Linked DNA regions of Homo sapiens: all the other regions are linked to region 2. The links are chromatin loops, found by intact Hi-C in ENCODE. Cell type or tissue: endothelial cell of umbilical vein. All regions are shown on one strand. Each heading gives the region's core, and the rest is flanking DNA. Links, peaks and the distances in the headings are about the cores only.

Evidence for each region. Hi-C counts contacts between places; a loop is a spot of excess contacts. Peaks named below come from ENCODE experiments on the same cell type or tissue, not always from the same donor. Only the 100,000 strongest peaks of a DNase experiment are listed, where the experiment ranks them.
Region 1: it touches region 2 in a loop (7-fold over the local background); 3 of 110 quality-filtered maps call a loop at or near these places.
Region 3: a loop joins it to region 2, with 5 times the contacts of the local background. A loop is called at or near these places in 9 of 110 quality-filtered maps.

Annotation. Positions count from the first base shown.
Region 1 is chr11:89,327,800-89,338,589 of GRCh38, forward strand. It overlaps NOX4 (NADPH oxidase 4), which reads right to left. Exons shown (of 18, transcript NM_016931.5): 16 at 9,648-9,716; 17 at 8,046-8,146. Among named protein-coding and RNA genes, the nearest start is that of TYR, 160 kb to the left of the region's middle. In endothelial cell of umbilical vein, for the core only: a CTCF peak has its summit at 6,095 (motif pointing right); DNase peaks (open chromatin) are centred at 4,462, 6,102 and 9,492; H3K27ac peaks cover 1,747 bases.
Region 2 is chr11:89,092,331-89,103,120 of GRCh38, forward strand. No RefSeq gene overlaps it. Among named protein-coding and RNA genes, the nearest start is that of GRM5, 32 kb to the left of the region's middle. In endothelial cell of umbilical vein, for the core only: a CTCF peak has its summit at 5,761 (motif pointing right); DNase peaks (open chromatin) are centred at 1,671 and 5,851.
Region 3 is chr11:89,400,993-89,411,782 of GRCh38, forward strand. NOX4 (NADPH oxidase 4) reads right to left here. Exons shown (of 18, transcript NM_016931.5): 9 at 1,334-1,550. Among named protein-coding and RNA genes, the nearest start is that of NOX4, 85 kb to the right of the region's middle. In endothelial cell of umbilical vein, for the core only: no CTCF peak of the experiment used is centred there; a DNase peak (open chromatin) is centred at 4,749.

The sequences.
Region 1 (10,790 bases), core at 1,921-9,920, 240 kb after region 2:
ATGAAACTAAAAGCTGTGAAAATAGAATTTTACTTGCAGCCATGATGGGGTAATAGGGAGTAGATCTACCCTTTTACATTAAAAATCTAGAAAAAAAGCAAACAAAATAGATGAAATAAGTATTTTCGGACACTGAATAATAGGTAGCATGGAACTATGATCCCTGAGAAAAGGGAAGAAAACAAGCTAAGCACCGTCACTCTCTTTGCTTATTGCCTGGAGGCAATCTGCTGGCTGCAGCAGACAGGGGAAACTCCAGCAAAGATTGGTGACTACACTGAGGAGACAAAGAACGGAGTTACATTAAGGCCCAAACAGCTGGAATTTGTGGAGCAGAATATGGAAGGGAAGGGAGATCCACAGAAAGACGCCTCGGAGATTGGTAGAGGAGAATCCTCAAGTCTTTGATTAATAATCAGTTCATATATGATAAGAAACTTCATGAATGTGAGTAAAGAGATATCAGAGATCAACAGGACAAATAATTGCCAGAGTTTACACAGGACTGCAAATAATTTGTATTCACACACACCAGAATAGAAAGTCCTATAAATACAGGGCAATGGGTTGTATTCTCAGAAACGTATCACCTTATTTGCAAGGAGTAGAGGGGATATTGGTAAAATTAGCCTTGGACTGAAGGCTGCTCTGGACCTCCACTAACAAATCTTAAAAGTGAGACTTGTAAAGATCAAACTGAACCCGAGTAACTTAACTGCATGTCAGAACAAGTCCAACACTATTAAAATAAATAAATCAAAATTTGGCAACTAACATTTAAACTTTAAAATGTACAGAAATCAACAAAAAAGTACCAGGAATTCAAAAAGCAAGAAAGTATGAACTATAACTAAGAGTGTTATGGGCTGAAGTCTGCCCATCCAAAGCCCGTAGGTTGAAGTTCTAATCCTCAGTGCTTCAGGATGTGACTGCATTTGGAGATAAGGCTTTAAAGGAGGCAATTTAAGTTAAAATGAAGGTACTAGGGTAGGCCCTAATCCAATCTGAATGGTGTACTTATAAGAAGTAATTTGAACACAAAAAGAGACACCAGGGAAGTGCATGCACAGAGAAAAAGCCACCTGAAGAGGCATCAAGAACATAGCCATCTGCAAGTCAAGGAGAGAGATCTCAGGAAACCAGTCCTGCCTGCATTTTGACCTTAAACTTCCAGCCCCCAGAACTATGAAAAAATAAATTGCTGTTGTTTAATCCACCAGTCTGTGGTATATTGCTATGGTAGCCCTAGCAAACTAATACAAGGAGAAAGGGCATTCAACAGAAACAGGCTCAGAATGATAGAGATGACAGACGTGGTCATTGAAGCAGTGATGATACACAGGCTTCATATATTTAAAGAAAAGCATAATCATGATGAGATGATAAATGGAATATTTTTTAAGGCCCAAACATAAATTCTAGAGATGGAATGCAATATTTGAAATGATAAATATACTAGATGAGTTAATAAAAGAACAGGCATTGCTGAAGAAAAAGTAAACTTGAAGAAAAAGCATTAGAAATTATCCAAATTGAAGCCCACAGAGAAAAAAACTGAAAAAAAAAAAAAAAAAAAGAACAGAGCATAAGTGGCCTGTGGGACAATACCAACTAGTCAAAACAACTAGTCAAAAATACATGTAACTGCAGTCCAACATGAGAGAAGACCAAGGGAGAAGAAAAAAAAAAAATAAAAGATCTCATTAAATCTCAAGGAGAATAAACACAAAGGAAACTATACCTAGGCAATTGATAATAAAATACTAAAAACGAGTGACAAAAAGAAAAACATAAAACCAAACAGACTGGGAGAAAAGACACATTACAAATCATCAACAGAAAATATAAGAATGAAATATAAGAATGAAAGTGAACTTTTTGTCATAAACTATGCAAGTCAGAAGGCAATGAAGTGATATCTTCAAAGTACTAAAATATAAATCAAGACATCAACTATTATATAACAAGCAAATTTGATGCCAAACAAAAATATTTTTTCAGAAATGAAGATGGAATAAAAACTGTATACAAACAAAACCTGAAAGAATTGTCAGCAAACCAGCACTATAAAGGACACTAAAGAAAACTACTCAAGAAGTAGGAAAATAAAATTAGATAGAAATTTGAATCAACCAAAGGAAAGAAGGACACCAAAATAGTAAAATCTGTCAGTAAATATAAAATATTTATTTTGTCTAATTTCTAATATTTTTAATATATGCTAGATGTCTAAAACAAAAAATACTAATAATGAGAACTATAACATATGTATATGTAAGATGAATGCAAAAATAGCAAAACGGATGGAAGAAATGGAAGTACATGAAGTGTTACAATATTATTCAAAGTACCAGCCTGGCCAACAGAGTGAGATCCCATTCCTACAAAAAATTTTAAAAATTAGCTAAGCATGGTGGTATGCAACTGTAGTTCCAGCTACTCAGGAAACTGAGGTGGGAAGAGCTCTTGAGCCCAGGAATTCAAGGTTGCAGTGAGTCTAGATCATGTCACTGCACTCTGGCCTGAGCAACAGAGCAATACTCTGTCTCTAAAAAATAAACATAAACATAAACATAAAAAATAAAATAGGCTGTGATAAGCTAATGATGTATACTGTAAACTTAGAACAATGTTTCTTTAATTTTGGCTTCATCAGAATCATTTTAGAGACTTCATAGAACACAAATAGCTAGGTCTCCCCATCCCTAGTTTCTGATTTGGCAGATCTTGGATAGGGCTCAAGAATTTGCTTTTCTAACAAGATTCCAATTGATGCTGGTCCAAGGAATCCAGTTCAGGAACCAACAACCTAAAGCAATTACTAAAAAGAAAAAAAAAAAAAAATACAGAGGCATGGCTAACATTAGAGAAAAAAGTGGAATTATAAAAAAAAATTCAACCCAAATCAAGGTAAAAAAAGAAAATAAAACAAAGAAAGAACAAATAGATAAGTACAAAGCAATGGTGAACTGCTAGATTTAAAGCCAACTGTATTTTCATTAAATTAAATGTAAATGATTTAAACACTGAAAATAAAAAGCTTCAACATAAAGCAAACACTGATGGAACTGTAAAGACAGATAAATTCATAATTATAGTTAATTATTTCAATACTCTGAGTAATTAATACAAGCAGACAGAAATTCAGTAAGCATATTGAAAACTTGAACATCACTATCAACCTATTGGAACTAATTGGCATTTGTAGAATGTTCTATCTAACAATAATGGAATACAAATTCTTTTTAAGTGCATATGGAACATTCACCAAGATTGAACATATCCTGGGCAATAAAACAGGTGTCAATACATTTTAAGGGATTAGAATCACAAGGAGTTCATTTTTAGATCAAATCCCAATTGAACTAGAAATTAAGAACAAAAAGATATCTGGAAAATTTCCTCATTTTTGGAAATTAGACAACATTTTAAAATAACCCATGGGTCAAAGAAAAAACATAAAAAATAAAAAATATTTGAACGAGATGAAAATGAAAACAAATCAAAATGTATAAGTTTTAGCAAAAGTGGTGTTTAGAGGAAAATGTATAGCATTAAACACTTTTATTAAGAAAAACAGTCTGAAATCAATGACCTATGTTTCCATTTTAAGAAACTAGTAAAAATTAAAAAAAGCTAATTAAACCCAAAGTGAGCAAAAGAAATAAAAATATATGAAAATAAATGATGTTATACTTAATAAAATTTAAATTACTATTGAAACATAATGTAGCTTCCATTAAAATGAAAAGAGAATTGAGTCATTTTATTTCTTTGTATAAACTTTCTGTCAACGCCATATGATGGCAATAAGATACCATTATTTTCTTGCTTGGCTTTGACAGGGCAATTATAGAGTTAGTTTGGCAAGTCTTTCAGATTTCCTAAAGGCCCTTGTTAAATACTTGATAATAAAATCAAGTATTAATTATAAAATAAATAATAATAAAAATCATTATTTTTAAATCACACAGGATGTTATGATTTTTGTGTTTCTTTAACATTTTCTTTTGCAATTATTAACTAGCTTAACTCTCTGATATCCTCTCCGTGTGTGTGCGATTTGAGGATTCCCTAATGTCACTCTCACTAACTTAATGAAATCTTACTTTTTTTTTTTTCTTTTTCGAATTCTACAAGGAATCTTTGCAATTCATTTGTACTAAATTTGCATTAGAATGCTGCAATCCAACAATTATCTGGAGACCTGTCTACTAGACCTTTGATGGAATGAGTGGAGGTAGATTCGGGTACTAAGAAAATGTGGTTTGGGGGTAGACATTAGAAACTAGTTCTATAAATGTTCATACTTGCTTTTTCATGTAGATTTGTAAACGCAGGATCTTACATAATGAGAACTTAATCACCCCGGAGAGCTTATTCACTCGTTGTATTACAGATCCAGGAGAAGTCACTTGACTCAGGGTCACAGGAGTAAATGTGAGAGACTAAACCTAGTTATTCTTAAATTGTATTGTTTGAAAACACTACAAGGCAGTAAAATAAAGATATAATCTCAAAGATTTCACCCAATCCCAGAGTAGTAATTCTCTACTCAAAAAGCCAAACAAAGTTCAAATTTTCTTTCTCTCTTTGCATCATGAATAAACTTCACAGCTCAAAACAGGATATACATTTTAATTACAAACAATAGGAAACCAAGTTTGGGTTAGATATAATAAATAATTTTCTAATAGTTTATTAAATACTAAATGGTTTACAATGTAATATTTAGAATATCTCTATTTCAAAATAATTAGTTATTAATTCTTTTAGTGTTACAGTTAACATTCTGCTACAGCATTCATAGTAAACATGGGAATTTCTTGCAGCACCTCCCTACCTCCCATCTAAGGGGAACATGGTAAAATAAGATTGCCACTCTTTATCTGTGACAAGCTGACTATGCCCTGCTGTAAAGCACAATGAACTTGCAGTCAGGAGACTTGTGTTCATATCTGCATTCTGGCTCATTAACCATGGCTTTTGATAAATCATTATATTTTGAGGTCCTAGCTTCTTCATTTGTAAAATAAAAATGAAGGCAGGTTGACTCCCAAAGCTCCTTCACTTTCCATGATCATATAATACCATCATATAATTCAATTTCTGAATTTAAAAAAAGCAACAAAAGAAAGGAATGACTGTCACACACATGTGGAAAGTAAATTAATTCTGACTTTTAGTTTTTGTAGAGCAGTACCTAAATGTGTATACCTGTTGAGCCAGCAATTCCAACTCAAAGATCTTAATCTACTGCAATACTCTCACATGAGAAAGTATGTACAAAGATAATTACCACAGCACTATTTTTAACTGTAAAGAAATATAAGTTATCTAAATATAAAGAATTAGGGTAGTAGGAGTCATGTTATTCATACTCTAGAATACTTTGAGGTACAATTATACAGAAATTGTCCATGATCAAAAGAAGCACATCATTAAAAAGTTAGCTCGTTCTTCCTAGCAAAGCCAAGAAAAAAATAAAACAACAAAAACAACAAAGTAAGCTGAAGAATTACTTGTCATAGATTCAATTTTTGTTAAAAAACTAAGGTTTTGATTTTAAATATATATCACACACACACACATACAAACATATGTTTACATATACTTTCATAAGTACACATACACACTCTCACACAAACTTACAAAAGCTTCTGTAAGAATACATAACGAAGAGTTACCAGTCATTACCTCTGGGCCAGAAGGGTTTAATGCAATTTAAATTTGTATTCTACATAGTATACTAACCTAATGCCTACTGGTTTAATAAGTAATCACTTTCTGAAAGATAAAAACTGTTGCCCAACCCATGATATTTTAAAATCTTAACTTATATGCCTGTCTTCCCTACTGTTATCTCTATATGTTTTCAGCAATTTGTGTGCATGAGGTTAATCAAAATGCTACATTGTAAATGAAACCATCCATTTACACAGTGCCTTTGTCCAGTTAATGAGACCTGAAGAATGTTGATCCATTCTTTTCCTAAGTATGCTACATAAAAATCCTTCAGAAAATGTAAACACATTTCAGGCACCTGCCTGAGAACCAATACACAAAGTCAAAGTGTTGTACAAAATGTCAACAGCAGATGGTGCACATTTGCTCTTCTTAAACCAGTTTTCCATTGTTTCCAGAAAAAGAACAAACTACCAAATATATACACACACACACAAATCGCTCTAAAACACAAACAGCCTAACAAATGAGACTTCTTGAGAACTAACTGTAGGAACCAACAGCCTCAATCTATTTCCCTGTAAATAATCTGCTCTTTAGGGATTTGGTTTCTGAATTCAGCCAAAGAACTATCAGTTTTCAGCAATATACAGTGAAAATCAACAAAAAAATTCTTGTCAGAAGTCAGTAAATGGCACTAAAGAGGAACATGTCTGCAATGCATAGCAAGAGACAGATGAGTATGACAAGATTATCACATCTAAGATGGGTGATACTGGAGAAAGATGGGAAAGGAAGATAGCCAAAAGTGGGTTGAAATCATTTTTTTCTAAATTTCAACTCTGAATATTACAAAAAAGTTCTGCTTTGTAAATCATGCTTACATCTTCATCCCAAAACTACTTCATCAAGGGAAGGGTAATACTACAAAAGTGTTTTAAACATGACTGTAATCTGAATCACATGGGTAACGTTATTCCTTCATAAATTTTGCTTCCCAGCCTCCATTCTGTAACTTCTAAAACAAAATCTTTGAAGGTAGAGATAGGGATCATCTTGAATCAGTGATTTCTTCAATAAATAATATTCATCCATGATTTCCTAAATTGGATTTTTTAAAAAATATCCATTTAATAAGCTGGCCTGTACATTTATAATCAAATATCCTTTTGATGTTTATAAAAATATATTTTAAAAATTATGAAGTGTTCAACTATATAAAGTAATTGAAATGATAACTCAAGCCAGAAGTAAAAATTAACACTAGAGTCTTATGATTACAGGCAATTTTAAAATGAAATATTTAATTTATGTTCATTCTTTTTGCAGAAGTATGATTAGGATTAGGTTAGCAATAAAAATATGATTAGTTCAAATGTAAAAATAAATTGAATTTTAATAAAATTATATGGGTTAATGGGACAGAAATACAACTTAAATGAAAGAAAAAGAATGATGTAAAACATCCAACTGCTAAAAGAAGAGTTTATGTATTTTTGTAATAAATGACAGTATCATCTAGCTGTATTTATATTCCAGTGGATATGTTTAAAGAAATTATGTTAATTACAAAATGTCAATATCTGCAATATGTTAGAAATCACATCTTTTACAACTGTGTAAACTTATGATGAAACTATTTAGATGTAAACCTAAAAATACGTGAGTGGTTATATAGTTTTCAAAATCTTCTTAGAATTCTTATAGATCAGTGCTCTGCACTATGATAAATTTACAAAAGACAAATGGGCTGGCTGGTCTGTGCCCTGAAATGGAAGCTTTCCTTCTTAGTAATTTCTTCAGATCATAGACACGTAGTCCATAAGAACAAGATTCTTTATAAAATTATAGTTTCTAAATAATATTTTTGGAAATATTCTAGGTTTAAAGACTGCATATTACAATGCAGAGAGTTTTTTGAAAAACAAACAAAAAACATTCATTCTGGTAAAAAAAGGTACAAAAAATGTGATTTTTAAATGAATTCATTGTTAGAACTAATTGTAAAATTCTTTGTTTGGAAACATGATTTTGAAAACTTTTCCTAGGATCACCTGATATATGCTGTGGGAGCGAATACCCATTTTTAATATAGGCCTATACAAATTTATAATCAGATAGGAGAGTTTAGCTCATAAATACACTGTAGACTATTTCTAAGCCAAACTTTAATTATTTGGAATTACAAAAATGTAGGACGATACCTGCCTTACTTCTTCCTTTGATAGTGAAAGAGTGTTTCAGTGAATTTGTCATTGGTAAACTCATTGCCAATTCATTTTCAAACTTCATGTAATTATTTGAAAATATTTTAATTATTTTATTAGCCACATATCAAATTTTTGAGGTATAGTACTTACCCTCTGTTATATTTTGCTATTTCATCAAACAAAAGTTTCCACCGAGGACGTCCTATAAACAGTCTTGAATTCAGTGCATGATATTTTTCTCCAATTATCTTCTGCCAAAAAGAAAGCACTACATTATTCGATATTTAGTTAAGTAAACCAGTTCTCTAACATCATTTCTGCTGGTGCTGCGGCTTCCCACCAAATTGCTGTGATATAAAGAATGTAAGTATCAAATGGCAACCTATCACGTACAATTATTTCAAAATATCATTTCCTTTCTTCTTTCTTTTAAAATTCATTATCTCCTTGAATTCCATTTGTTTGTTTTTAAACAAACAAACAAAATCTATTCTGGTAAAAAGGTAGAAAAATTTGATTTTTAAATGAATCAATTGTTAGAACTAATCTCCTTGAATGCCATTCTGACAAATGGCTAATTTTCTTAGACTTCAGTTAGTTGTTTCATCTTTAAAGAACTGCAGTGTAAGACAAAGAATGAATTCTAATTGGTCAATCTCAAAAAGGCTCAGCACATAGACTTCAACATTGAAGTATTTTGGCACCACAAATACAGTTGTCATATTTGGCTCATTATATAAGTAAAATACTACAAATTGTCATCGTAAATTTGGGGAAATAATCCTAGACAAGACAGCTCAAGACAGCAAAACTCCAAAATTGGGTCTATCAACAAATGGCTGTGAACAGGCTCCTGTTTGCAATTAACAGAGCATTAGATCTAAATCAATGTGAAGAGTCAGAGTGAACTGCGGAGAAAGGAGGAAGTATCTGAGTCCCAGGCAGGCAAACTGAGAACCAGATGCAAATTATGCTTCATACCTTAATTATCGCAATACCAGGAGGAAAAGTGATATTGACTTACTTCGTGAGACTGGTAAAATGAAATACTATTTACATACCAAGTAGGGTAGAAATACGACTGGAAAACTTAGAGTTAGATTAGTTTTGAGGTAACTGAAAACATTCAAATGTTGTATTCCAAGTATTGTGAAAATGTATGACAAAAAGTACTAAAATAAAATTTGTGAATGCATTCATGCCTAGATTTATACACCAGTCCAGCTCTTCAATGTTGTCTTCAAATATTAGTTTCATCACTTGCAAAATGGGAATAACATTTACTGCTTGACTCTGTTTTAATTACATAAACTAATATATGTGAAATTATTAGCATAGTTCCTAGAACAGTAAATAAATAATGCATGATGGCTATCATTATTTTTTAGTTTTCTTTGTCTAGAAATAAGCTTAACTGTATACGAACTCATCTTCTCTCTCCACATAAAACATTCCCTCAATAAAAAGAAATCATAAGGCTGTTCATGTGTAGTCTGAATTTTAGAAGAACTTGAGGCGATAGTGAAGAGGGGAGGGGCAGACTCAAAAGCTCCCTGTGAGAAGGACAAATGGAAGGCATAATGTGGTTGACTTCAAGGACAAGCTATGACTTTCCTGGACATATTCCAAAGGAGGCTTTCCTCTAGGAAACTTCTGTTCGAACCACCTGCAGGAATTTTCTTCCACCACAGCTCCTACAGTAAATCTATTATCAAGAGGCTTGTTTAATTTACGATAACATCAACCACATACCTGTATCCCATCTGTTTGACTGAGGTACAGCTGGATGTTGACATAGTCAGGTCTGTTCTCTTGCCAAAACTGAGAGGACAGAAAAAGGAATAGACTTATTACAATTCTGTGGGTATACTCAGATTTTCTCCTATTCTAACATACTTGATTCTAGAATTTAACACAACCTAGCTTATCATAGTCAATATCTATAAGAAAATGAATACACACACACATACATACACAGAAATATATATAACAGATTCTAACGTTAATAATCTGGCCTCTTGGTATTAATTAGTTCTGATGGTGGTAGTGGTAGGGAATAATTTTCTGTTATCTTTATAGATACAAAATTTAGCATGCTGAATGCTGTACAAATATTAGTCCTTCTGAAATACTCCTTATTTTATTCCTTAAGAGTCTCAAAATTGTACCAGTTTACTCATCAAGAACATGATTTTCTTGAGAAAAAAAGACAATAGTGATTTAATTTATGCATGCTAGCAAATATAAAACAAAACAAATAGACACTTTTTCCTGTTCCTTCCTTCCGCTTATTCAATAATGGGCTCTGGTTTCTCTTGTACAAAAATGCACGAGGCAAAAATATACCTGCAAAAATAAATAGTCTAGAAAAAAATATGGAACAACAACCCCTCACTTCCCCCTCCCCGAAGGCTTTGGCAACCTGAGAGGATTTTACTGTATCTGAATTGTTTGAAATATTTTTAGCAAGGATGCATATGTAGAGACTATTCTACTTCCTGCCTCTGCAAATGAAACTACTCTAGGGACCTCCTATAAGTGACAGCATAATATATTTTTGCTTTCGTGTCTGGCATATTTATTTAGCATTATATCTTCAAAGTTCATCCATGTACTATGTGTCATAATTTCCTTCCTTTTTAAGGCTGAATAGTTATGCATTGTATGTGTATATCATAATTTGTTCATTCAACTATTGATGAATATTTGGGTTGTTTCCATCCTTTGGCTATTGTGAATAATGCTTCTATGGGCATTGGCATACAAATATCTGTCCAATTGCCTGCTTTTAATTCTTCTAGGTACATACCTAGAACCAATGTTTTCATTTATTTTTATTTACTTATTTTGCATAAAGTCTGGAGGACTTACGTAATCCACCTCTTCCCAGAAAAG
Region 2 (10,790 bases), core at 1,548-9,547:
TTTGTGATTTCTGTTCAACATGGTACTGGAAGTCCTAGCTGAAACAATCAGGCAAGAAAATGAAATTAAAGCCATCCAAATTGGAAAGGAAAAAGCAAAATTATATCTCTTTATAGTTGAAATAATCTTACTTGTAGAAAATACTAAAGATTCCACAAAAAAACGTAGTAAAATTAATAAATTCAGCAAAGTTGAAAGATACAAAATCAATTTCATATACTCATGAGGAACAATTCACAAAAGGATATTGAGAAAGCAATTTTGTTCACAATAGTATCAAAAAGAGTAAATTACTTAGGAATAAACTAACCAAGAAGGTGAAAGACTTGCACACTACAGACTACAAAATATTGATGAAAAAATTAAAGATGTAAATAAATACAATGAAATGTTCATGAATTAGAATAATCATTATTGTTAAAATATTCATACTACCCAAAGTGATCTACAGGTTCAATACAATTCCTATTAAAATCTCTATGGCACCTTTTTCTTAGAATAGAAATCCTAAAATTCACATAGAATTCCAAGGACCCCAAATACCCAATACAATCTTGAGAAAGAAAAACAAAGCTAGAGATCTCATACTTTCTGGTTTCAAAACATATCATAAATCTACAGTAACAAAAACATGGTACTGCTATAAAGACTCAAATATAGACCAATGGAACAGAATAGAGAGCCCCAAAATAAACCCACACATATATGGTCAATTGATCTTTGAAAAGGATGCCAGGGTTACACAATGTGAAAAGGAGAGTCTCTTTTTCAAATGGTATCAGAAAACTGGGTGTCTACATATGAAAGAATGAAGTTGAACCCTTACCTTATATAATGTACCAAAGTTAACTCAAAATGGATTAAAAACCTAAACATAAGACTTGAAACTATAAAACTCCTAGAATAAAATTTAGGAAAAAACTTTATTACGTTGGACTTGGCATGATTTCTTGGAAATTACATTAAAAGCACTGCAACAATGAACAAATTAACAAACTGAACTACATCAAATTTTAAAACTTCTCTACCAAAAAGAAAACAATCAGCTAACTAAAAAAGCCTATGGAATCTGTAAAAATATTTACAAAGCATATATCTGATAAGGCGTTAATATTCAGAATATAAAAACAACACCTACAATTCAGTAACAATGACAGCAACAAAACAAATAACTTGATGGAAAAATAGGCAAAGGACTTAAATATAAATTTATCCAAAGATGTAGAAATGGCCAATCACTATAGGAAAGGATGCTCAACATCACGAATCATCAGGGAAATGCAAATCAAAACCACAATGAGTTACCACCTTATATCAATTAGCATGGTAACTATAAAAAACAGAAACAGAGACCAGAAAATAACAAGGATCAAAAAGGATGCAGACAAATTGGATTCTTTTATAGTACTGGTGGTCATGTAAAATGGTACAGCACTTCGGAAAACAGTATAAAAGTTCCTCAAAAAATTAAAAATAGAACTACCATACAATCCAGCAATCTCACTTCGGGGTATGTACCCAAAATAATTAATAACTGGGTCTGGAAGAAATATTTTCACACCAATGTTTACTCTGCAGTGTTCACATTAGCCAAGAGGTGAAAGCTGTCTCAATGCTCATCAACAATGGAATATTCAGCATTAAAATAAGGAAATCCTGTCACATACTACAACATGAATAAAGCTTGAGGACATTATGCCAAGCAAAATAAACCAGTCACAAAAGACAAATATTTCATGTTTCAATTTACAAGACATATCTAACGTAGTAAAACTCTTAAAAACAGAAAGTATAATGGTGTTTGCCAGAAGCTGGGGGAGGGGAAAGGAAGAGTTGTTCAATGGGTATATATTTTCAGTTTTGCAAAATAAAAATAAATTCTAGAAATATGTCGCACAACAGTGTGCATATAGTTAACACTGCTGTACTATACACTTAAAAATGGTTGCAATGTTGAATTCAGTTATGTGTTTTACTATAATAAAAATTATTAAAATTGTTTGGCTATTTAGATTTTTTGTCTTTTCATATAATATATTGTCCCTTTAATATATGCAGTGTCTTTTTTTCCTAATATTGGTAATTTGTACTTTTTATTGATCCTTTTGAACAGAGATTAATTTTATTGCTCTTTTTGAAGAAACAGCTTTCAGTGTCACCTTTTCTCGATTGTTTTTAGTTTCCTATTCTTATTGTACTGATTTCTATTTCATTAATTTATTCCCTTATATTTTTTCTCTCTTTATTTAGAGCTTACTCTTCTTATTCTAGTTCCTTAAATTGAAGGCTTAGACCATTGATTCATTGCTTTATTCCCCTCTAATATTAATATTTAGTGCTATAAATTTATCTTTAAGTTGTATCTAGCATTTTAATATATTGTACTTTTCTTTCCATTTATTTCATTTATATTTTAAAATTTCCCTTGAGATTTCTTTCTTATCCATGTGTTACTTACATTTCCAAATATTTGAAGATTTTCTCATTTCTTCCTTTATTTCAATTTAGTTCCATTGTGCTTGATGTGCATACATGATTATAATCATTTTATTAATATTTTATAGGTCCAGGATATATATCTTGATGTGTTCTATGCACATGTGAAATAATGCTTTATATGTTTTGTTGGCTATAATGTTCTATAAATAACAATTAGGTCAAGTTGGCTGATAGCTTAGTGCAGATCGCCTATATCCTTACAAATGTTTTTCTAATTATTTTATCAATTATTTTGAGAGAAGCATAGAACTCTACAAATATAATTGTGTATTTTCTATTTATTCTATTAGCTATTTCTTTTTGTATTTTGAACCCTGTTATTCTTTGCATACCCATTTTGGATTATTACATATTCTTATTGAATTTAACCCATCATAACCACATAACCACCTTTGTCTCTTATTCCGAAATCAATTTGATTATAATTTGGCTGATATTTGCCTGGTATATCATTACAAATTGAATCCAGCCATATATTTTCAAAAGTGTAAGATATCATTATTAAATAAGTTTAATTTTATAAATCCAGCATTATGTCAGTGGAGATTAAATTACTGGAGAGTAATTTAATTAAGTATATAAACAAAATACAAAAAAGTAATAATTATCTCAACTGACCTACACAAATATTTGACAAAAATTCAAAATGTATTCGTAATAAAAACTTGCACGACAGTAAGAATTGAAGAGAATTTTCTCAAACTATTAAAGTGTATCTTTGAAAAAACTCACATAAGAGTGAAGAATTAAATGTTTTCTCTCTTGAAAATCAGAAACAAGTCAAAAATATTTTTTCTTTCTAAAATCTCTTTAATATTGTACTGGAGATAGATCATTACTAAAACAATATGACAAGATAAAGACAATGTATATGAATTTGAAAGGAATAAATGAGTATTTATAGATGTCATGATAGTCTATGTAAAAATTCCCACAAAATACACCCCTCAAAAGCTACTAGAACTAATCAGTTTAACAAAATCACAGAACAGAAAGTTAACATACAAAATGTAGTTGTATTTTTTTACACTATCCACAGTGTTATTAAGAGAAGTCAAAAGAGGTGCTTAGCACACAAAATTTAGGATGGCAATCACTTTCAAGGCTGTAGTACTAGCAAGAAACAATTTTAAATTAAAATTTTAAAAATGTTTGCAGTACCATCAAAACCCTAAAATAATTAGTGATGAATCTGTAAGATAAGATATAAAGTTGAAATTATAAGGGTAGAATCAGATTTTTTTTTGTTGTTTTGGTAAGAGCTAGTGGTCGGGGAAGAGTAATTCCAAAATTAAACCAGGGAAGATTCTATGTCTTGACTATGGTAGGGGTTACAAAACCTCATACAGTTGGCCAAATTTATGTAACTAAATTATTTAAAAGAGTATATACTCTGTGCACATTGAACATCAATAAACTTGACCTCATCTGCAAAATATGTCAATGAAGAAATATGAATTGCCTAAAACCTAGTATTGATTAATCACATCAGATTACTATATTAGTGATTCAAATGAATGTCTTGGTTCAGAATGATACCATGTGGTCACTATCAGCTTTCTCACATTCACCTATTTTAACACTGACTATGCTATCACTTATTCATTTGTTCACTAAATCATCCTCACATTTATCTGTTCAACAAATCTTAATGTGTGTGCTGCAGGACAATCATTGTACGTAATAGAATAACCTAAGGGAATAGATTCAGGGGTCCTTTTATCTGAGTCACAGTTCACCTCTATTTTATCAGTGTGACCTCAGGGAGTTATATTATGTGTGATGCTCATGTTTTTTCATCTGTAAAATAATGTTAATATTTACCTCCATGTAAAGCTGTCTTGGCACAGTGATTCTGTGGTATATCATGTGTGATTCTCATGTTTTTTCATCTGTAAAATAAGGTTAATAATATTCACCTCTTTGTAAAGTTCTCTTGGCACAGTGTCTGGCACATATACATAATAGAAAGTAAAATATTTTCCCTTCCCTTCCCTTTATGCCAGCATTTCTACGGTATGACTTCTGTGCTTTTGGTGTCAGAATCACTTGCTATATATTAAAATCTAATCTTTGAGAATATAATTGCAGAAAGTACAATTTATTAAGCATTGAAATTGGGCATGCAATGATCATCTGACGCCCCTAGGCTTCACTTGTTTTCACCTTCTGCCTCCATTCTTTTTTTTTTCCACAAGCAAAATTCCCACCTGCACAATCTCCCTTAACCTCCAAAAACAATTTTAACCTCGAACTATGATGGGTTTTATTTTCCTAAAAGTGTCATCAGAGGGCCTTCTGTATTATTTTGAGGGTGCTTAAGAATTCAGATTTTGAACGTCCATCCAGACCCACTGAACTATAATTTGGGGAGGTAGGAATTCAGGAATCTTCATCTAAATAAGCCTCCCAGGTTATTCTTATGCTCTGTTAACATTTGAGAACTTTAGCCAAACCCAACAATCACACTTTCCAAAACTCTGATGATATTTGGGCTTAGTTCTGGCAACCCAATTCATATCTACTGTCCTATTCCTGGTCCTCACTATCTAAGCAGCAGGACTGGGAGACCTCATTGTATTTTTACTATGCAGATTTTTTCTCAAACCTGCAGTCCCATGAATGAGGGTTGTTTCCTACTGATATCTCTTTATTCTAAAAGTATTGATTGGGCAACTAGTGGGTGTCAGGTCCTAATATAAGTGAGGATATAGCAGTGACAAAAGAAAAAACAAACAAAACATGTTTTCCTGAAGCTTAGTTTTTAATAATATAGACAGCCAACTAAGAAAATTGAATAAACATAGCATGTTAGATGGTAAAAAATGCATTAAAGAGAAAAGAGAAACAAGGATGGACATAGAAATTTGAAGATATTTTAAGCAAGATGACAAGGAAAGGCCACACGAGGAGGTGCTGGTTTACCTGCTGCTGCTTGTGCTTTCTAATATTGCTGAATGAAAAGTAATATTTTCATTGTTATTGACATGCCTACCCTCTTATTGGAAGCATGAGAGTAATTTAGCATGTTCCTGGCCTCATACAGCCTGCTTGCCTGGCCCACCACATGAAGTCTCTTGCCATAGCCTTAAGATGTCAGATTCCGTGAATGGACTTGGTTTTCTAGAGCCAGGAGCTGGGTCTGGCTATGTTTTCTGCCCCATGTCACTTTTCCTAAATTGGCCATTACCAACCACACTTAGAATAGATTCACCTGGATTTGAAGGGTTAATTGCAGTGACAGGCTACCACCAGAAGAGGGTAGCAGAGGGTTGCAGAGTAAGAGCTGCTGCTGGCCTAGGTCTTCCCCTACTGAAGAATGAAGTTGTCTTCAAACAAATGGCTAATATAGTCAGTCAAGAGGTGAGTTCACTGGCTAAAGCAATGGCCTGAGAAGAATGTTATTTATAAGAGCTGGGACTGGTCTTGAATTTCACATGCCTTGGAAGAAATAGGGAGTATAGTGTATCAGAGACGATTCTAGTGCCCTTAGATAATATAGATCCTTAAAGTATATCCCATAACATGAATGTCTACTCTACTATGGCCTCTGTCTATTCTTCAGGTTCCTCTCCTGTCATTCCTACCCATTCAACCCCTGTTAAGTTCCACCCAATGAAGAACACAATGGCTTCTAAGCATACCATGAGATCTCAAGATTCAGACCTTACTTTTCTTTCTTTCCATAGTAAACATTTATTAATCTCAAGTCCCTTGCTTAAACTGGGTATATAAAACTGAAGCCTCAGATCATTCCCTTATTTGGGAATAACATGAAGGTGGGACCCAAGACCACCTCTGGGGTTTATCGCTGCAATTCCAGGGACTAGCACAGTACCTGGTACCTTATAAACACTCAATAATTTTTCTTGCAAAAATTAATCAGTTGATTATATGAGGTAATTAACACAAATGGGAATTATTACAGTTCTTCTTTCTTAAAAGGGCAGCAGGATGACAAATTTTATTTCTACATTGTGCTCTGCAGAAACCAGATATAATACCTCCTCTGTGAGGCATACCTAGCAGGAAGCCTTCCACATATTGAATGCTTTGAGCAGTCCCCTGACAGTGATATCAAGCAGATAAAGTTGAAAATGTATTAGAGGGAAGCAGTAGTTTCTTAAAACGGTCATCACCCATGACCCTTGGTTCAAAACAGCCCAGAGGTCATCCTTGTCCCTTGTGTTCCTCAGGACCAGGACACTGCCACCTGTCAACTGCAGCAGATTTGCCGGCATCTCTCTCAAAACAAAACTAACAGGAATTCTGGTTTAAAAGTCACACAATATTCTTACCATCTAAAGCCGAAAAAAAAACAGAGAAAGGAATAAGGATTGACGTTTTTTTTTTTTCCTTTCCGACAATGTTGTAAAAACGAACAAAATAAGACAAAAAAAAAAAGCATTTATCTTTCTTAACCTTTATAAGATACCTGTAAAAATGTATTATTTTAATTATTATCATTTGCCTCATTTCTGAGAGGTAGTGAAATAAAGGGACGTAAAAAGGCTTGTTTGGGTCAGCCACTGAGGTCTTTTCATTTTAGAGCCCAGGTTTGTTTGTTTGTTTGCTTCTCTTCTGCCATGTTGCCTCAATTCAATTTAGTGTAACTCATGTATTGTGTTTTATAATTTACAAAGTGTGCTAACATTGATTTTCTAACTTATCCATCATAAGTACCCTATTGTACAGATAAAATACTAGTTCTATCTTTGGACCGATAAGGATACTGAAGTCATAACAAGAACACATGAATTTTGACTGTAAATATGGTCTTCCTTGAACAAATGGGCTCCCCTTGCAAAACGATTCAGTCTGCTTAAATTATAACCAAGAATAGGCCAAAAGCAGGTCTTTGCAAGGGGAAATCTGTGCTTTTAGTCTTACATGGGTGCTTAACTGCAACTCAAACTTGTGCATATATAAGGCAGTAAAAACTTATACAAAAATTGCATTTTCTTTATTCAAAATGCAGAAAAGAAAGCAAAAATCAACATTATCATTTAATCACAGTCCCCACTGCTCTCTCATATATTTGTGTTGGGGAGGGAGGTTGTGGATAGCATTAGTATCATTATTATCAGATAAGTAGAGGAAGAATAGAGACCAGGTGGAATTGGCCCAGTCGTTTGGCAGAGTGAATTAATGAGTTTTGGGTTGTTTAAAAAAAAAAAAAAAAAGTAAATGTTAGTGCTTACTTTGGCAATAGGGTCTTATAAGGATTAAATTAGTTACATAAGAAAATTAGGGGAATACATTTGGTTTTACCTGAATTAATACCAGGAGGTAATAAAGGGAAATTCCCACAATAGCAAAGAATGATCCTTTGGCAGATCTGAAATCCAAATTGAAACATGGCTATGAGAACTGACCTTCCTCATAATGTCAGCAATATTAGAGAGAAACTCAAGTATGGAACGTGGGGTTCAAGCTAATGCAATGCAGAAATTAAGAAGTAGGGAGAGCCTAACTGAGATATAGATTATACTTGAAAATCGCAAGATGACTAGTCAATTTTTCTTGAGCAATTATTGTATGCCAGCCTTATTTAATGCATTTTCCATACATTTTTAATTTAATTATCACAATTCTATTAAGTAAATACAATGATCATCAACACTGTACAAATGAACAATGAGGCTTAGAGATATTAATTTTTTCTCAAAATCCCACAGGAAATAGAGACAGGCTGGGAATATTTAGGTCTATCTGATCCAAGTGCCTGTGACCTTAATTATTATTCTTCATAACTTCAGAACCTGGAAATATAATTTATAGCAGAAACTTTTTATCTCTAAATTATTCATTAATTTATATTCAACTCTGTCACATAGAGTTAACAAGACTTCCAAAAATTATGCTAATAAAGCCATTGCTTAGGATGCTTCCTTATTATCACCACTTAAATTATAATCAAAATGAGCTATTTAAATGAAATTATCTCACAGTTTGCAAGTTTCTCTTCATTATACCCAGGAACCAAATGCATATGTCAAGGAAAAGCTTAGGTGAGGCTTTCCTATTTAGCTTTTAGAAATGTTGACTTCCAAGGACAACTTGGTATTATAGAATTGTTTAACAACTCTCAGGTTATTTGCATCTATATAATGGAAGTGTGAAGCAGCCTCCATATGCAAAGAGATAATGATGGTTCTGGACCTACAGCTAGTTTGAAAATGTTCATTTCAATAAGCATGTCCTCTGTGACTGGGTGTGGTGTCTCACACCTGTAATCCCAGAACTTTGGGAGCTGAGGCGGGAGGATCATTTGAGGCCGGGAGTTCCAGACTAACCCAGGCAGCATAGTGAGATCCTGTTTCTATAAAACAAAACAAAAAATAAGTATGTTCTCTGAGTTGGGCTGTGATTGGTTGTGGCACTGGGGATGAGGGGAAAGGACTAAAAATAAAGGTAACATTTGAACCCTATCCAGGAAGAATGTATGCTTCGAATGAAGAGACTAATTTATTACATATTAAATAACTGAGAATTTTTTCAAGAAAATTCACTAGGGAATGATAATATGCTGCTTTCATAATGTAAATGGATACCAATTCCTGAGTGATTTCTACTGCCAGGCACTATGAAAGAAAATTTTCATAGACTATTGTATTTAATCCTCACAACAGTTCTATAAAGTATTTATTCTTTACTTTCATCTTATGAATGAGGAAACCCGGATTCTGTCATGGTCATGGATATTTTGGGAATGAAAGGTATGGGCTTTCAGTTTGAGTGTATGAAGTTCTTGGCTTCCTTTCAATCTGGGATCCAGTGGGTCTTTGAAATATTATCATCTAGAACAAATATGAAATTACTTCCACCTATCAAAATCATATAATGTCTTACAGTGCCTGCTATGTCTTATTCACTCTAAAATTGCCTTGTTGGATGATCAATGTATCAGTTAGGAGTGTTTGGCGATGCAGGTAAAGAAAACCTGTTAAACGATTACTTAAGATACATGGATTACAGCTCTCACATAACAAGCAGTCTGGCAGTAAGATGCTGCCAGTATGGTTAAAAGGTTCAGTGAAAGCTGAGCCAACATTATATTGTTCTCTTTGCTGTTTCCCATGGTGACATGAATGCTGCCCCAACTTCAAGTATCATATTTTCATGGCAGTAAGAATGAGTAAAGGGATCAGTTCATCTCTGTGGGTCTCCAGATAGCTAAAATCACAACAATAATAACCATAATAATAACTTACATGCATTTGTTGCTGCCTGTTTGCCAGGTTGTGTAATATTTTTCTATAGTTTTTCACATAACTCTTATAATAAAATGAGATGGCACTATTATTATTATCCTCATTTTACATATTATAAAATTGAGACACAGAAAAGTAATGTCATATAGTCAAGGTCCTACAATTAGTAATAATGAAAAGCAAGATTGCAGCTCTGTTCTTTCTGGCTCTAAATGTGGTGTTTTTAATCCTGTGCTACGCTGATTCTTACAATCAGTAGATAAGGGCTTGAATATATGGTTATGCATCTAACCTTTAGAGCCTATTTGAGGTGTCTCCTTCTACATCAATCCCTTCATAACCCACCACACTTTCAAATTCCCTTTCCCCTCTTTTCATTTGCTATGTATTTGTCACATCTTTTACAGCACTGTATTCTTTATTCTATTAGTCATTTACCACATTTTCTTATTTCTCAGATTCAGTTCTAAGAACCTAGTAGGCAGGATCCATGTCCATTATTAAGCGCCAGCATGCTGCAAGTGTTTAGTAAATGTGTGTTGAGAAGTCAGCTGAAACCCCTCTCCTCTGGTCCCGCTACTTGCTACCTAAACTCTCTCAGTGCCATTTTAAAAAGTATGCTGAAGCTGGGATTTCCTTTGGCTAAGTCCTATTGCTTGGCTTCTTTTTTGACTAGATATGCTAGTCATTAAACATAATTTATGATTTTTGGAAATATAAATAGGAATACAGTAAGTCAATGACTGTTATACTCAGCTATTCTCACTAATAATCTATAAAGTAAAAAACACAGCCTTTTCTCCCCCTTCATGACTTCTCAACACACATTTACTAAACACCTGTGGCATGCTGGTGCTTAATAATGGACATGGATCCTGCCTACTAGCTTCTTAGAATTGAATCTGAGAATTCTATAAAACAATTAAGTAGTCTGTCTTTGTGGTATACGAAGTATTTGTAATTTATAAGGTACTGATCCTTTTAGAATCAATGTAATAATAATTGTCCCTATCTCGTTGCACACGACATCTCCTTACTCTAGAGCTGTTCTTAAATATTTAATATTCATCAGGTGTC
Region 3 (10,790 bases), core at 995-8,994, 310 kb after region 2:
TGTGTTGCATGGTTAGCCCTGATCCCAGGACACATGCAAACTTTGGGAAGTGCAGAAGCCTATGTGGCTTACTGTTCTCCTAAAATTACACACTTTATCTTTCACATCCCTTTGAGGCCTCCAACTAAAACTTGTCTTAATGGTCACTTTTTAAAGCCTCACTTTAGTTGTTTCAAATCTTCCTTCTTTCATGCAGACAGACCATGCCTCTTCTGCATATAATAACATTTAGCCCCACACTGTGTTATGAGTAGCACTACAAGACAAGGTCTGCAATGTAGCAGCCTTGCACCTTTGAGACAATCACTTACTCTTTGAGTGTCAGGTCCCACATGAGCAAAATGGGAGTCGCCATACCTGCCCTAATATTTGTGAATATTATGTGAAACTCAGAAAAGTTCTGAAAATTATAGAGGCTAATAGGGATCTAGAGGATTATTATTAATAATAATAAACACGACTAATACACTATTCCAAAGTCATCTACAAATTCATTCTAGCTTTTGACTTCTCTTTCTTCTCTTCCAATAGAGACATTTGACATCACTATTTCCTACTTCCACTTTTTATAGGTGAGGAATAAAAGGTGTAATTTGCACGGGGGCAGTTCTCACAGGCACAGAGGAAGATAAGGGCCCTTATTGAACTAATCGCTGAATACTTATGGACGTTTACCAGGAGCAAGCATATTAGTCAAAGACCTGGGTTTACATGCTTCCTCTGCCACTTACTGGTTTGGAGATTTTGATCAAGGTAAGTACAATTTCTTTATCAGAAAATCGAGGGTGATATTAATTACTTCAAATAGTCATTGCGAATATTGCAAGAAACATTCTGTATGTCTAATAAGTGTTCTGTATTAGGCATACAGGACATTTTAGCACAATGCCTGGCAGATAATATTAAGCATTCAATAAATTGATTTTGCTATTTACTATTTACAATATTATACATAATAATATAATACAATAAAATAATAATTTGTGGTATTGGTGGTAGGTTTTTTTAACTACTATTTTTATTATTCAATCAGCTTTTCTCAAATGATGGGAAAAAATATTTGTCATCTCTTGGCTGCAAGCACCAATGCTGTTGTATGCAAAGGTCATATGGTCAGTTAAGTAGAAATGTTATATATCCTCTAATATCATAGACCTTTTGCATTGAACTCTCAGGTACCTGTAATGGAATAATAGGTACTAACTTACTGTTGAAACATCCTGAAATATCCTATTATGCATGAATATATAGCTTGAAAAACACATTTATATGTGATGTTGATCAGTCAAATGGAAACAAACTTTGTGGAGATCAAACACAAAATTAATCTGACCTGTGGAAAATTAGCTTGGAATCTGGGCTCTTCCATACAAATCTTCACAAATTTGTGCTGGGTAAACTCTGCCGGTTTTGAAAATCCTTCAGGGAAAGGTTCATGAAAATGTTCTGAGAAATACTCTGGTAAGGAAATATTCTGAGAGCTGGTTCGGTTAAGACTGATGCAGCCGGGAGGGTGGGTATCTAAATTAGTTTGATACTTCAGCAGCCCTCTAAAATTACATTTAAAACAAACAAACAGAGAAATGAAAAGATTTGAGATCAGGGGACACGGTAAAAGAAAATAATGTTTTTGTTTTTGTTTTTGTTTGCTAACTTTACACAGCATTTATCCAAAAAGTGTTCCTTATGTATTATGTTTAGGAGAAATTGAAAAATCTTAAAAAATTTTGAGAAATTCTTATCTATAGAACTAAAACAAAAATTTTGGCACTCCAAACAAATGCTATAAATATGTGGTAGAGAAGAATACATGCAATCTCTCCAGGCATTATTGAATTTGATGGCCTTTACTTCAAGACTATTAGGCATTCATACAATCACATACAAGTTTTCACTTCAATAAACAGTATAATGAGGAATATTTTGCTAGATATCCAAACATAAGGGAAAAATACAGGGAATATATTTAACTTGGCCAAGCCTGGATAAAACAAGCCTTGCTGATTTGCAGAGAAATGTTAAACAGAAATAACTGGAACTGGAAGTTTGTCTCTCCTATGGTCTGAAAACAATGTATATACAGCAATCAGTCCCTAAATCTGTTTACTTTTCAATTTCTCCATAGACAGAACCACATAAAAAGTTCAAAATAATAAATCAGGCAGGAGAGCCCACACCATAAAAATCTCATTCTGATTATTTCTTATTTTGTGAGAAACCAAGACAAACCATTCAACTTTCTGTGTCCTGCCTTTCTTGTCAAGAAGTGGTTAACATCTACCTAGTAGGGATAATCCATAAAATGACAGATTGTACATAGCATCAACAAGGTCACTGCTGCATAAGCAAGTATTGCATGACAAAGTAAGATTTGGAAATGCTTGAAAATTTTGCAGTATATTTTATTATTTTAAAGAATACTAAGGAAAAATTTATTTCCAAGATTATCTGTTTTTGGTTGGTTTACAGTACATGCTTTTTAAATTATCTTTCATGCTCTCAAATACTTAATTTTAGTAGTTTAATTGCCTGAGGTCAGGAGTTCGAGACCAGCCTGACCAACAGGGAGAAGCCCCGTCTCTACTAAAAAACATACAAAATTAGCCAGGTGTGGTGGTGCATGCCTGTAATCCCAGCTACTTGGGAGGCTGAGGCAGGAGAATTGCTTGAACCCGGGAGGCGGAGGTTGCGGTGACCCTGAGATCACACCATTGCACTCCAGCCTGGACAATAAGAGCGAAACTCCGTCTCAAAAATAAATAAATAACAGCTATGATGCTTTTACAAAAATAATATTTTTAAACAAAACTGTATAATGATACTAAGAGATCCATATATGAAGGTTAGGAAAGCAATGACCAGGCCAGTCTCTGGTTGTATTCACCATCTCCTCATCCTGATCACTTTCCTTTCTTCCCTCTTTGCTTATGCTCACTTCCTTTTTTAAATTTTATTTTCTTCCTTAAAACTAGTCATCATGAAGTCATTAGGGAGCATTCAGTACATGTCAGGGGCATGCATTACATGACATCATAGTAGACCACACACAAACATACATTTTTTTTAAAGTAATACAGTAGATATAGCCTATGTATGAGATAAATTGATAAATATTATACAAAATTGAGCCAAATTTTTGTCACTAATCATTTATAAGTTTCTAGTCACCCAATACAATTGCTGGGATATTATACTTAGACAACCTAGGAATTTGATTCAGCTTTCTTTACATTAATAATTTACCCAAACCTTTTGCTCCTATTGGCCATCGGAAGGATAGTGACTGATAGCTAAGTAGGTAGAAAACCCCAAGCATTTATTCTACTGGCCAAAAGTTGAACAGACATGAGCATAATGCACTTAGCACTACTCCAATGGTTCTTCAGACTTCAACAGAGTCAAATCCGCCTCCTAACACTCCAGAAACTCATGATCTAGTTTGGAAGATATCTTCAAAGAAGCTGAACATAAATCAGACTACAGATAGTAACTGGGGTAGTGTTTTAATAATAGCTTAGTAATGTATGGAAAACACCAGGTCTAGCCCAGGGAAATGTATATGCATTTTACATTATCCTCACAAAAACTGCATGAACTAGGATCATTATTCCCATTTTAAAATTTAAAAACAAAAATATTTTAAAAGATGAAATAATACCCCAGTGTCACACAGTTGATAAGTAGCAGGGCCAAGATTTGAATTCAGATCTGATTCAAATTCTATGCTCTTCACCTCTCATGATATATCACATTAGTTCACTGAATCCTCACAACATAACTCTGAGAAATGTAAGGAAGGGGGAAGATTAATGCTTGCTAAGAAAGTATCATATCAGTAATTTTTAGAACATCTATTTCTCATTTAAACTTCAAAACAAAATAATCATACAAGGTAAGTGTTTTTATTTATATTACACAGATGAGAAACCTAAGGCTTTCATTCAGGTAAGAGATTAACTAAGTATAGTCAAAGCATAGGGTTCAGAAACCTACCTAGCTCACTCTATGCCCCTATGTCACGCAAAGCAAATCAGATGGTTAAATAGGTAGGCATTGTAAAAGGGGTTCAAAATAAACAAAAGTCAGATTGTGTGTGTGTGTGTGTGTGTGTGTGTGTGTGTGTTGGAATGGGGCTGCTTATAATTTAGGGTCTTAATACCAGGCAAATAAATGTCGTTAATCCCTTCTCCTGTCATAACATTCAAGTGGACATAACTCTACCATGCTCTAGGTCCTTAGAGTAGTGAATGTTGTTACTATACAGTAAAGTTCTTCAGGCCAGCCCAATCAAACATTTGTGCTGTTCTTGGCACATAAAGTGGCACGTATTATTCTAAAATTCCTTTTAATTTTGAGAGCTTTGTATTATGTTCAGCTACACTCAAGCTAAATAGCATAGGCCATCTCTGTCCTAAAACCCCATTAAAACTGTCCTTACTTTGTCTTCTTTTTTTACTTTCAGATTTCAAGCTTTATTTCAAGACTATAGTAATAAAAACAATATGGTATATGCCTAAAAACACAAAAAACAAACAGAATAGAGAGCTCAGATTACTTTGTCTTAGTTGTAACTCTTGCCACCAAAGAAATATGGATAAGATCTAAAGACAGACAATGATAAAATCATTCATCAAAAAAAAAAAAACTCAAGTATGACATCCCAGGTCATTTGGCTGTAATTAGGTGGTGAAGGTACTGAAAGTTCACTGGAAGGCAGGTTTTTAACTCAGTATTGAAAGGCCACCTACTGGTTAAAAAAGAAAAAAAAAAAAAAACTTGCATGGTAAAGATTAGTGGCCTTAGATTGGGAGTACTTAAGTATCTCCCAACACAATAATGTCAGTCTGCAGAGCTGGGACTGAAAGCCCAGTTAGTCTGATTCCAAAGTCTGTGCTCCTTCCTCTGTACCAGGCCTATTCCCCTTGCAAAATATCCACACTACTTTATGGACAATCTTTAAATTGAAGACCAATGTATACATTGAGCAAAATTTGATGGCTTTATATGGCTATAGACTTAGAAACGGAGGGAGCATGTTTTATCAAACCAATACTTTTATGTGTTATTTTTCAAGCTCAATTGAATGCAATAACTTACTTTTTCATTGTATGAGTAAAGAGTAAAAGTGCTCATTTCTTTGGTATTAGTGCAGAATTTCTTAGAATTCTTATATTTGAAGGCCATTATAACAATCTTTTTCTAAAGAATATTGAAAAGGAATGTAGACTAGATATTAAGGATATTTGGATTGATAGACAAAATCTGATATTATCTCCCTAATCCATTTACTTCACTGTGGCCACATTTATTAAAATTTGAGGCACATGTTCTATATGATTTTTATGGTGTTTTAAATTCCTGGTACCTTTATTTATTTTAGATGCATGCCTTTCTTTAAAGTAGAATGAAATCTTCTCAAATGTAACAGAACCCACTTAAGATAACACAAAGCTCTGTGTCTATTTGCCAAACAATACTGCCCCTGCTTCTTGCCCCACACCGCCACTGTGATATACCTCATTTAGACATATTATTTTATTAATTTTGGAATCTTATTAGTTTCAATATTATGGTCACTGCCTTCAAAGGCATGCACAGTCTAGAGCAGCACTGTCCAATAGAGCTTTCTGTGATAGTGGAAATGGTCTAAGTCTCTGATGACCAACATAGTAACTATTAGAGAAAAGTGGCTATTGAGCAATTAAATTTGGCTAGTACAGGTGAAGAACTGAATTCTTAATACTATTTCACTTTAATTTAAATTGAATAGCCACAGCACAGATATAATGGGTCAAATCAAACATAGAACCAAAAATGATAATTAAAAAGGGCAAAATTATTAATGCCATATAAACATATGATAACCTCTTGAGAGTAGAGATGGGTAATGAACTTTGATTATAAAATTCCAGAAAGGCTTCACAGAGAAGAAGGCAGCTGAAGGATGTAGAGATTCCAGGGGTTAGAGAATAGGAGAATGGCATTCCAATATGAGGAAGCCATATGCACAAAGGTACTTGGTTTATTCCTGAATAAGTAGAAGGGATCATGTCTTATGCATTTATCCCTTATACATTCATACTCACTGCCAAACCTCTGCATCCCTCTAATACTTTTCTTGCACATAATAGATCTCTAATGCATTTCTAGTGAATTGATTTTAAAAGCAAACAATAAACACATAATTTGTTTTAATATAGCAAATCATGTAGGAATCAAAAAGACAGCATTCTTGTATGTATTGTTGTAGCTTTCATAAACAAATGCTAAATAATTTTAAAGCAAAAAACAAGAAGGGAAAAAGACATTAGTGAATGGTAAACAGAGAGTCTTGCCAAGTTATAATGACATGGTGAGGGATGAGGAAAGGAGGTGCACAGACTATGTGGAAATATAAGTGTTTATTATTAATGTTTTAAGTTTCATTATATGATGTTCCAAGGAGAAATTTTGAAGTATCTGTGGAATGTCTAGTGTTCTCCTATCATGAGAAATAAAGGATTTTATGGAGTTTCAAAATTGTTTCTGCATTCAAAAGGATCTTAACATGTGCTATCAAACTTTCAACCATGTTTCAAAGTTGTAGGTTTCTTTTTTTTCCCTTGTTTCCCTCAAGAGGCATTATAATTATACTATCTTGGTGTTTTTGTTGTTTGTTTTGCTTTCTGTTTGTTTCTTTCTTTTTAATACCCGGCTGTGACAAAGTCTTATAAAATAATATAATACATTAAATGAATCCTACTAAGTAATAACAGGATTTTATGGTAATCAAAACATGATTTTATGGCAAAAGATAAATATTACAAAATACCACACCTGACAAAAGGACAATGCCAGAATCATCCCTACTTTAATTTCATGTTAAAAATATCCCACAAATGAGTGTCACTTATGTGACCTTTATATTTGTGGTATTTTAATCTATCTTGAAGGAGGAGAAAAAAATTCTTATCCCTTAGGAACCTACTTTTTTTCCTAATATTTTATAATATGATTTTTTTTCTTTATGGTAAAAATATATCTTGATTCTGACAGTTATTTTTATTTTGCTTCAAGTACAAAGAAAAAGAGTTTAATTCAAACAATAAAACCAAATTGTGTATTTTAAAATTTATTGCAGTTCTCTAACTTCTGTAGAATCCACCAGAATGTGCACTTCTTAAAGTCAAGGGTTTATCCTGCTCCACTGCTATTTTTCTACTGCCTAAAATAGTGCTTATGACTTATAATAAGTGCTCAATAAATATTCATTGATTAACTTAGTGACCAGAAGTATATAAACAACTTTTGTTGTGATTGTTGTTGAAACACTTGACTGGGGAGTCATCTGGTTTTAACAGATATTCGACCTCATTTTCAACCTTCAAAAAGGAGGTCTATATTTTAGCAAATGGCATGTAGTAACATGACAGTTATTAAGTAACAGACAGTAACATTAAGTAACAGACAGTTATCAAGAGAGTAAAGTCTACTTGCTAGGTGCATTTAGAAGTAGAGTGCTTTCCTAAACTACAGATCCAGTGTGCCTCAGGAAATCCTAAGTATCTGGGTACCCACCCTACCAAAGCTTTTACTCCCACCCCTACTTTGTTTTTCTGGCCTAACAGAGTTCTTGCCTCTGCATTCTTTCCTGGCTCTTGCCTTTGATAGCTAAGAGTACTGTCATCTGCAGCTTAACCACAGCAGGAATTGTGTCTAGCTCTTACTGGTGGGGTGGTCCAAGCTTACAAGATAGGAATAACATCATGTGTTTGTAATCTGTGCAGGTGCACCGGACCTTGCTCTTTAGAAAGACCCTGCTATTGGTTTACTGCTCTGTTGTCATTATCTCCAAACGCTTAATAATTTTTTGATCAAAGAATCCCACATTTCATTTTGCAGTGGGCCCTGCAAATTAGGTAGCTGATTCTGCCACAATCTCTGTGCAGCTGACTAATGTATAGCCTAGGGTCTTAAGGGCTTAGGATCAACATTTACAACTTCCTTGAGTACCTGAAGTAAAATAGGTCATTTCCCTAAGTTTCCTTAACTGAAAAAGAGAAATAGTACCTGTTCCTCTGTACTTCACGGGTATAAAAAGGGAAGAGCTTTGACCCCTTGCAAAGAAAAAAAAAGGTAAGCATCCATTACTTCTTAGTATTTCCTCAGCTTTCATGCTTCACTAAAATGACAGTGGAGGATAAAATATTTATTTCATGTTTCAGAAAGTACTATACTGAAAATGTTTCTTAAATAAATACAGTGCTTTTTCCTCCTCCTTTCCCCCAACTTTCTCATCTTGTAATACCAGCTGTGAACACTGGCTAATATAAAAAAGTTCCCTGCAGAAAAACTGAGATAAAAATTATGTGAAAAAGTATTTGGTCTATCTCCAAAACTGGGGAAAAAATAAACTCGCAGTTTGGAAGTTTAAGAAAATCCATTAATATATACAACTTACAGCATAAATGACTTCATGTACATAAAAATGTTCTGTATATACTATATGTATATAAGCAGACATATATACATACAAGCTATAGAAATGTAAGGCATCGTTAATGGGGTAAATATCACATGACCTCAATCCCTACTGCCAACTGGCTTACAGCATAAAATATCAACAAATGTGAATAAACCATAAGATCTTAGTCCATAATTACTATAGAGAAATACTACTTTTTACATAAAATTTAAAAATCCAATGAATAAAAAGTTGGAAGTTGGCAAACAAAATTGGAAGTTGGCAAACAAAAGATATAAAGTTAAAAAAACTTTATATCTTAAAGATCATAGTTATATAGGACATTGTATTTATTAACATATTGAAAATATGTAAATATTATGGAGGAGAAGAATTTGGATTCCATCTAAGAGAGATCTAATTATTCAATAATATTTTTCACCCCATATATTTAAGTGAAAAATTGAAGAACTAAAAAGTGAAATAAAACAAATCAGGAGAGCTGGGTCTGAGCATGCTGGATCATGCCTGTAAACCCAGCACTTAGGGGCTGAGCTGGGAGGATTACTTGAGGCCAGACTTTTGAGACCAGCCTGAGCAACACAGAAAGACCATGTCTCAAAAAATAAAATAAAATAAAATAAAATAAGAGGCATGGGTTTTCTTTTCTTTCAGATTTTTTAGCCACAGAAATGCATAAAGACCCCGAACAAAAATGTGCCAGTCTACAATATAATCAAAATAGTTAAGATTTAAAAGCTAATTCCTTTGGCGTGGGAATCAATATACTAGTTGCCATAATAACTAATTACCTAGATAAGACTAAATATAAATGATAGTTACAAAATGACAGTCCAAGTTATAGTTAAACAAATTTAGAGATTATCCTTTATTGTCATCTGTAATGCCTTGATACTTGAGGAAAATTGGAAGAGCCTAGAAGGACAACACATTCCTAGCTTAAACTAATTAATGCAATTCAGCTTCATCCAGTAAATACTGAGTGAGTGATATGTGAAAGGGATTCCCTGCATAAAGATGGGAAATAAACACTCCTATCCCCAGAACCACTATAGTTTACCTAGAATATGGCACAATGTTCTATTTTATTTTTCTTTTTTGGGTTGGAACTCGCAGATACATAAGGAGGTTAGGGAGAAGAGAACTCAGTGTTGCCCTGTCACAATGAAAAGCAACACCAGGAGGAACTCAGCCAGAGCCCACAGAGGGAGCATTTAGACCCAGTACTAGCCAAAAAGGAATTGCCCATTCTAGCAGTCAAAACCTAAGTCTCAGCAAGCCTTGCCATTTTGGGCTAAAGTGCTCTGGGATTGTAAATAAACTTGAAAGGCAGTCTAGGTTTAAAGGACTGAAATTCCCTGCAAGTCCTGGTGCTGTGCAGGGCTCACAGCCAGTGATGTGGGTGGCACACGCCCCAGTGAGACACTAGCCAGAGCAGCCAAGAGAGTGCTTGCACCACCTCTCTACCAAGCTCAGGCAACACAGCTCACAGTTCTGGGAGAGACCTCTTCCTTCTGCTTGAAGAGAGGAGAGGGATGAATAAAGAGGACTTTGTCCTGCCTCTGGGATGCCAGCTCAGCCACAGTAGGATAGGGCCCTGGGCAGAGGCCTGAGGCCCTGATTCCAGGCACTAACTGTCAAATGACATTTCTAGACACACCCTGGGCAAGCAAGAAACTTGCTGCCTTGAAGAGAAGGACCCAGTCCTGGCAAGATTAATCATCTTCTGACTAAAGAGCCATTGGCCCTTGAATAACCAGCAGTGGTACCCACGCAGTACTCGCCATGGGCCTTGGGTGAGACTGAGAGATGTACTGGCTTTAGGTGTGACCCAGCAAATTCCCAACTGTGGTTGTTATGGAGAGGGACTCCTTCTGCGTAAGAAAAGGAAAGGGAAGAGTGAATGGGACTTTGTCTTGCAGGTTACATACCAATTCAGCCACAGTGGGGTAGAGCACCAAGCAAGGTTCCCTGATTCCAGGCACTGGCTCTCAGATGACATTTCTTGACACTCCCTGGGCCAGAGGGGAATGCATTATCCTGAAGTAAAAGTCCCAAGCCTGGAAGCATTCACTACAAGCTGACTGAGGAGTCCTTGGGCCTTGAATGAACATAGGCAGTAGCTACGCAGTACCTCACTGTGGGCCTGAGGTGGGTTATATTGGTTGCAAGCCTCATTGTAACCACAAATCAGAAAACATACAACAGATACATAAAAAATAGAAAAAGAAGAAATTAAAACATAACCCCAGAGAAAATCACCTTCACCAAAAGGAAGACAGGATGGAAGGAAAGAAGAAAGAGAAGACCACAAAACAATCAGAAA